2 separate regions of the Homo sapiens genome follow, and region 1 is linked to region 2. The links are chromatin loops, found by intact Hi-C in ENCODE. Cell type or tissue: Calu3. All regions are shown on one strand. Each heading gives the region's core, and the rest is flanking DNA. Links, peaks and the distances in the headings are about the cores only. Region 1 has its middle 22 kb from the start of SH3BGRL2. Region 2 overlaps SH3BGRL2 (SH3 domain binding glutamate rich protein like 2).

The links. A loop is a pair of places that touch in the nucleus more often than their neighbours do. Peaks named below come from ENCODE experiments on the same cell type or tissue, not always from the same donor. Only the 100,000 strongest peaks of a DNase experiment are listed, where the experiment ranks them.
Region 1: it touches region 2 in a loop (4-fold over the local background); 4 of 110 quality-filtered maps call a loop at or near these places.

Annotation. Positions count from the first base shown.
Region 1 is chr6:79,607,674-79,610,598 of GRCh38, reverse strand. It overlaps a transcript of SH3BGRL2 not described here. Among named protein-coding and RNA genes, the nearest start is that of SH3BGRL2, 22 kb to the left of the region's middle. RefSeq lists a silencer at 1,393-1,687. In Calu3, for the core only: no CTCF peak of the experiment used is centred there; a DNase peak (open chromatin) is centred at 1,628.
Region 2 is chr6:79,671,783-79,674,707 of GRCh38, reverse strand. SH3BGRL2 (SH3 domain binding glutamate rich protein like 2) reads right to left here. Exons shown (of 4, transcript NM_031469.4): 2 at 909-1,094. Among named protein-coding and RNA genes, the nearest start is that of SH3BGRL2, 42 kb to the right of the region's middle. In Calu3, for the core only: a CTCF peak has its summit at 1,876; a DNase peak (open chromatin) is centred at 1,817.

The DNA.
Region 1 (2,925 bases), core at 252-2,751, 64 kb after region 2:
CTGAACCCTAGGGTGATTTATTTTAATGCAGCTAATAAGAATAATGAGAAACATCTGTTTCTATAACAAAGGACCATATTCATCATGTTAGTGACTTATGAACTGCTGTGAGCATTTATGAAGATAAGAGCAGGCCCTGTTGTGCGTAAGGCAGGCACAGGTGCAGCTTCCTTTTGGCTTCAAGGGTATGAGACCTCTCTACCTTTCCAAGCCGAAAGCATGAAGTCCTGAAGCAATTTATTTATGAGACTCTTTTGACTCTAAACAATGGCACATAATTCCAAAAATTATGTTGAATGAAAAGAAAAGTATGACTGAGAAAAGTGAGCTCAATGAGTTAAGAGACTATGCAAGGTTATATGACTAATTAGTGGCAGCCACAGACTTGAGGCCTCCATCTAATTTCTATTTCATTCTCCCAATTTGCCTTTTTGGAATCTTTCACCACTATCAAATAGGATAGTAATAGTGTGCCTTCCTTTTCTCCAGATAAAAATGTCAGCAAAATGTCTTGCAATATTTGAAGGAGCGAATGTAAACTCAGTGTGTGGAAAAGCAGGCATTATCTCAAGCAGCATATCTCTAAAACTATAACAGGTTGAAGAATGATATTTCTAAAATTTTTCAATTTGACATTAGAAATATGCCTTCCATATGCAAAAATGCCATAATAAATCTATTTGTTAGGATACATGAAAAATGAGATTTGAATGGCCTGCCTTCTTTGGTCAGTTAAATGCAATGGCTGTTAGCCAGCCTCATCTAACTGTGTGTTCACAAGCCTATTTCCTTCATTAGTTAAAAATATGACTGTCTTTATAATAAAGGTGACCAGGCTGAGACAGGACTGATTTGGTGTTTTGGAATCCTGACAGCTAATGGGAATATAGCTATGTATTGCTTGGATCAGTATGGCTATTGTATCTACTGTGTATGAACGAATAATAATTGCCACTGCCAAAGAACTATGGCAGTAGTTCTTTTGAACTCAGAACTGTCTGAGCTCAACAGAACTCGGATAGTTCTGTTGACTTACCCATGCTGTAGGGCTGGGGATGGATGAGGCCAGACAGACACATGAGGAGCTGAGGAACGAAAGAAAGACACTTCTCTAATTGAGAGAGTCCCCTGTCAGCAGGGGAGAGGGCAGGGCTGGTGCAGGTCAGGACCCTGAGTCTGGAAAGATAGGATACATTCTTGGATCAAAGCCAGCATCAGGCATGACCATTCCTCCTTTTCCAGTCAAACTCATCTGGATGTTTGCCTAATAGACAGTCAAACATAGATCTTTCAAATAGTACGTTCTTCCTTCCCTTTACATACATTTTCCTCTTAAGAAAATTTCATTTTGCAGCCAATGATACCTAATGACTTTGACTATCAGCACACCAGCCTCAAATACATACCTCAGTGTCCAATGTCATGCATGTAAAAGGAGCTTATCACACAAGGGAAAATTCTGTTGCTTACCAATGAGGAGGCACCTCTAACACCAACAGTCAATGTATGTTTAGTGTAAATGATCAACTTGAATCTCCATCCTGCCTGGTTCCAGTTCTGCTGTGAGGCAATGTGTTAAGACCATAGAGTGCTACACCCACAGCCTCCCCAGCAATTTTGCAGGGTGTGGAAGGATTAGTTTTGCCACATTGTTAGTATAGGGCTCTGCATTTCAGCATTCTGTGGGGGCAGTGTACCCAGTGTACTCTTGCTAGGCATGAGACAATCACTTAGGCAACTTCATTGCCTAGTTTCGAACTGTGTCCTATATCTAATGAATCAAAATTGGTGGTAAGGGGAATGAAGCAGGTGGGACATGTGTAGTTTCAGAAAACATTCCAGGGGGTTCTCACCTATAGGCAGGGTGAGAAGCCAGCTTCCTGGGTTGAAGTCTGAAAAACATGCAACAAAAATTTTATTTGTCACTTTTGCCTCTGAATAATAACTGCTGAGGCATTCTAGGAATCTTTATAAAACTATAATGCCTCATGTTACTGCCCTCAGTTGAACTGTAATCTTTTTGGAGGAAGTTCTGCATCCTATTAAGTCAGAACTTCTTGAAACAGTTACCATGTGCCAAGCCCTTTGTACGACACAGTGAGTTAAACACGTTTCTTGTCTACAGAAAGCTAATGCTGAATCTACACTGTGGAAAATAACACTTTCATATATGAACAATTAGACAGGAATCTAGATTAAAGGAGCAAGTTGTACTGGAGGGATGATCCTGGTACATCTTGGTCCAGGTGCTGTTGGGGACTGTCCCTCTAGGAAGCCAGGGAGGCCTCTCCTGCTACTTCTCTTCCTCCCAATTGAAGAAACACTGGAGGGTGCTGATATGGTTTAGCTCTGTATCCCCACGCAAGTCTCATGTTAAATTGTAATCCTCAGTGTTAGAGGAGGTGATTGGATCATGGGGGCTGACTACCCCCTTGCTGTTTTCGTGATAGTGAGTGAGTTCTCACGAGACCTGTTTAAAAGTGTAGCACTTTCCCCTTAGCTCTCTTCCTCCTGTTCCTGCCATGTAAGACGTGCCTGCTTCCCCTTCACCTTCCTCCATGATTGTGAGTTTCCTGAGGCCTCACCAGCCATGCTTCCTGTACAGCCTGAGGAACCATGAGCTGATTAAACCTCTTTTCTTTTTCTTTTTTTTGAGATGGAGTCTCGCTCTGTCTTCCAGGCTGGAGTGCAATGGTGCGATCTCGGCTCACTGTAACCTCTGTCTCTTGGGGTTCAAGCAATTCTCCTGCCTCAGCCTGTGGAGTAGCTGGGATTACAGATGCCTGCCACCACGCCCGACTAATTTTTGTATTTTTAGTAGAGGCGGGGTTTCACCATGTTGGCCAGGCTGGTCTTGAACTCCTGACCTCAGGTGATCTGCCTGCCTCAGCCTCCCAAAGTTCTGGGATTACAGGCGTGAGCCAC
Region 2 (2,925 bases), core at 323-2,822:
TCTCATTCTCCATTACGCACGTGGGGGAAAGGATTGTTTTCTTTGAAGCCACCAAAGGCTGTTATTCCTTTCCTCCACGCTAATTACAGCCTAGCTATTTATTTAATCTCAAGCACCTCAGCTCTGTGGCTCCTTCTTCTTTAGACCGTCCTTAAATAACTATAGTACAGGTCCAAAAATAAACACTGACTTAGATACTTAGAGATATGGCAAAAGGCAAATCCTAACTTACTCATTAGAAAGAAGTTTCTCAATTATTTTTCTTAACCTAAGGAGTACGCAAGTAGGTAAATAGATGAAAGTGACTTTTTCATCTTCTCGTATGCTACATGCAGCAGGAAAGCACCTGATATATGTTCATATATGAGGTGCACTGATATTCTTAATGATCCCTCTGGCTCATTATCATAAGAAATGGAACTCTGGTTTACGATTAGCTATTAGCAGTTATTTATACCATAAAGGGATATTCAAAGATAATTATCCCCCTCTACTACTCTGCCCCCTAAAATGTATTAATCAAAAAATAATTTGATTAATAATTTAATAATTAAAATGATTATTTTTAATGCTTCAAAATTTAGAACATAATACACACATACATACATACATACACACATACACAGAGCTTCCCTTCCTACTTCTGTTTCCAAAGCAAAGACAGAGCTCAGATTGACAGACACACGTGCACTTACATTCACATACCACACAACCCTCGCACATACATACACAGTCCATGACCTTGGACTCACATCCCTTCTCAACTTCACCCTCTGTTAGACATGTGGATCTGAATGGGCATTGGGTGAAGAAGTCACAGTCTTCACTGGAAAAACCCACCTGCACTCTAGGTGGCATGTGTTCTGAACAATAAAAAGAAACAGCATGATAACAGTCTAGCCACTTACTCCACAGTATCGGTCGCCATTAAATATCTGAGGTGGCAGGGGGTTGCCCTGAGTGGGTTTCTTTTCCGGGGGGACGTTTTTGTACATCCATTGCCTCTGTTCTTCTGACATTGTGATATCCACCTCCTCAAACTCTATCTTGTTGGCTTCCAGAAATCTAACCACATCTTGCTGCTTCTTCTTTATCTAAAGAGAGAAGACAAACAAATAAGTAGATACGCTTATCTGAAACAGTATGTATATACTTCCAAACTGAACTAGATTTATGTCATTGATACAAAAAAAGAGGTGATTTATGTAGGTGTCATGCACTGTCCACTCACTAGATATCCAGTGGAAGACTGAGCCAGCCCCAACACAGTCGTTTCTTTGATGTTGTTATTGCTATTTTGAGATGGGGTCTCTCTATGTTGCCCAGGCTGGTCTCAAACTCCTGGGCTCAAGTGATCTACCCACCTCGGCCTCCCAAAGTGCTGGGATTACAGGTATGAGCCACTGCACCCGGCCACTAACACGGTCGTTTCTTCAACCTAGACTCCCCAGAACTCTGGAGCACAATTCAGGTAGCTTGGAAAGAATGGACTATGAGATGACAGAGTGCCTTAGTTCTCAGTGGGCCATAACCACTCCCCATCCCACCCCAACCCCACCCTCACCCTTGCAAGAAGTTGACATCTATGGTCATAAAAGCTCCCTTTGCCCAAAACCATCTGAAAACCACGTATAGACTATCTGAGATGTTGACATTTCATTGATTCATGACAGCAGCAACATTTTTATTCCCCTCAGCAGCCTTCTTCAGAAATTCCACAGCTGTAGCCACTACCATGAAAGCATCCTTTCATCAGTTCACAGGAGAAAAATGTTCTCCACTTCTAAGGTGAGAGTAAACAAAGAATATCATCTTACTTTGAACTCTGTTTCTTAACCCTTTTCATTCCTCTGATCTTTCACTTTTCCTTCTTCAGTCACTAGGGGTCAGATGTGCTCTTGAGGAGCTGCAAATCCATCTCTGCAAAGTTTTCAAAATGTTGCCTACCTTCTTAATTTAAGAGTACATACTAATTGAGATGGAATGAAAACACAATAGTCTCTCCTTATCCATGGGGGATACATTCCAAGACCCCCAGAAGACACCTGAAATGACAGATAGTGCCAAACCCGTATATATACTATATTTTTTCAATCTGATGACCAGGAGGCATGTCCAGGTTTGTGTTTTAAAGAGATCACTTTAATAGTATGCAGCTTAAAAAGAAAAAAAACAGAAGCTCTGTATGTACTGTTAACATTGTTATGAAAAGCTCTCCAAGACATATTAGTAGGTTAAAAAGAAAAGCAGCAGAACTATATGTAGACTAAGCCCACTTTAAAAAAAAATGGAGAAAAATAAGAACGCATTTATATTTGCTTGTGTTTATACTGTTTTAAAAAATTCTTGAAGGTCATGTAAGAAACGAACAGAAGTGCTTATCCAAGGGCTAGAGGAGCAGGAATTGGGTAAGGAAACAAAGTGGGAGCAAGAGTTTTATTTTAAAATGTTTTGAAGATTATAATAAATGTGTTAATATTCAAAAGAGTAAAAAGAAGAAACATATTTTAATGAGAGAGAGGTGGCACCCTAGCTTCCACAGAACAGCTTGGAGGGTGGCAGTACACACCACAGAGATGCCCTGTTTTATACAAATCATGTTTTCCCAATGTGACATGAAGCAGAACTCAAAGCATTTTGTTGAGTCACTGGCCCCCATGATTCACTTATAAGAAAGGGCAGATGATTAAAAAGAAGACATGAAAAAACAAAACAGGTAAAACCTTAGAAAATTAGCTAGTACTAATAGCAAATCACCCAAATAACAAGGTAGGAGAAAGTTAATCCGTAGAAGGAAGTTTTCAAGTGGATGTTTATGATACTAGCATCAGGAAGGAAGATGTGTCACACTACCACAGCCTGTTTGTAAGGTCTGCAGAGGTGAACATGGCCTGGAACTAACAGCACCCACCCTAGGGTGGCGGG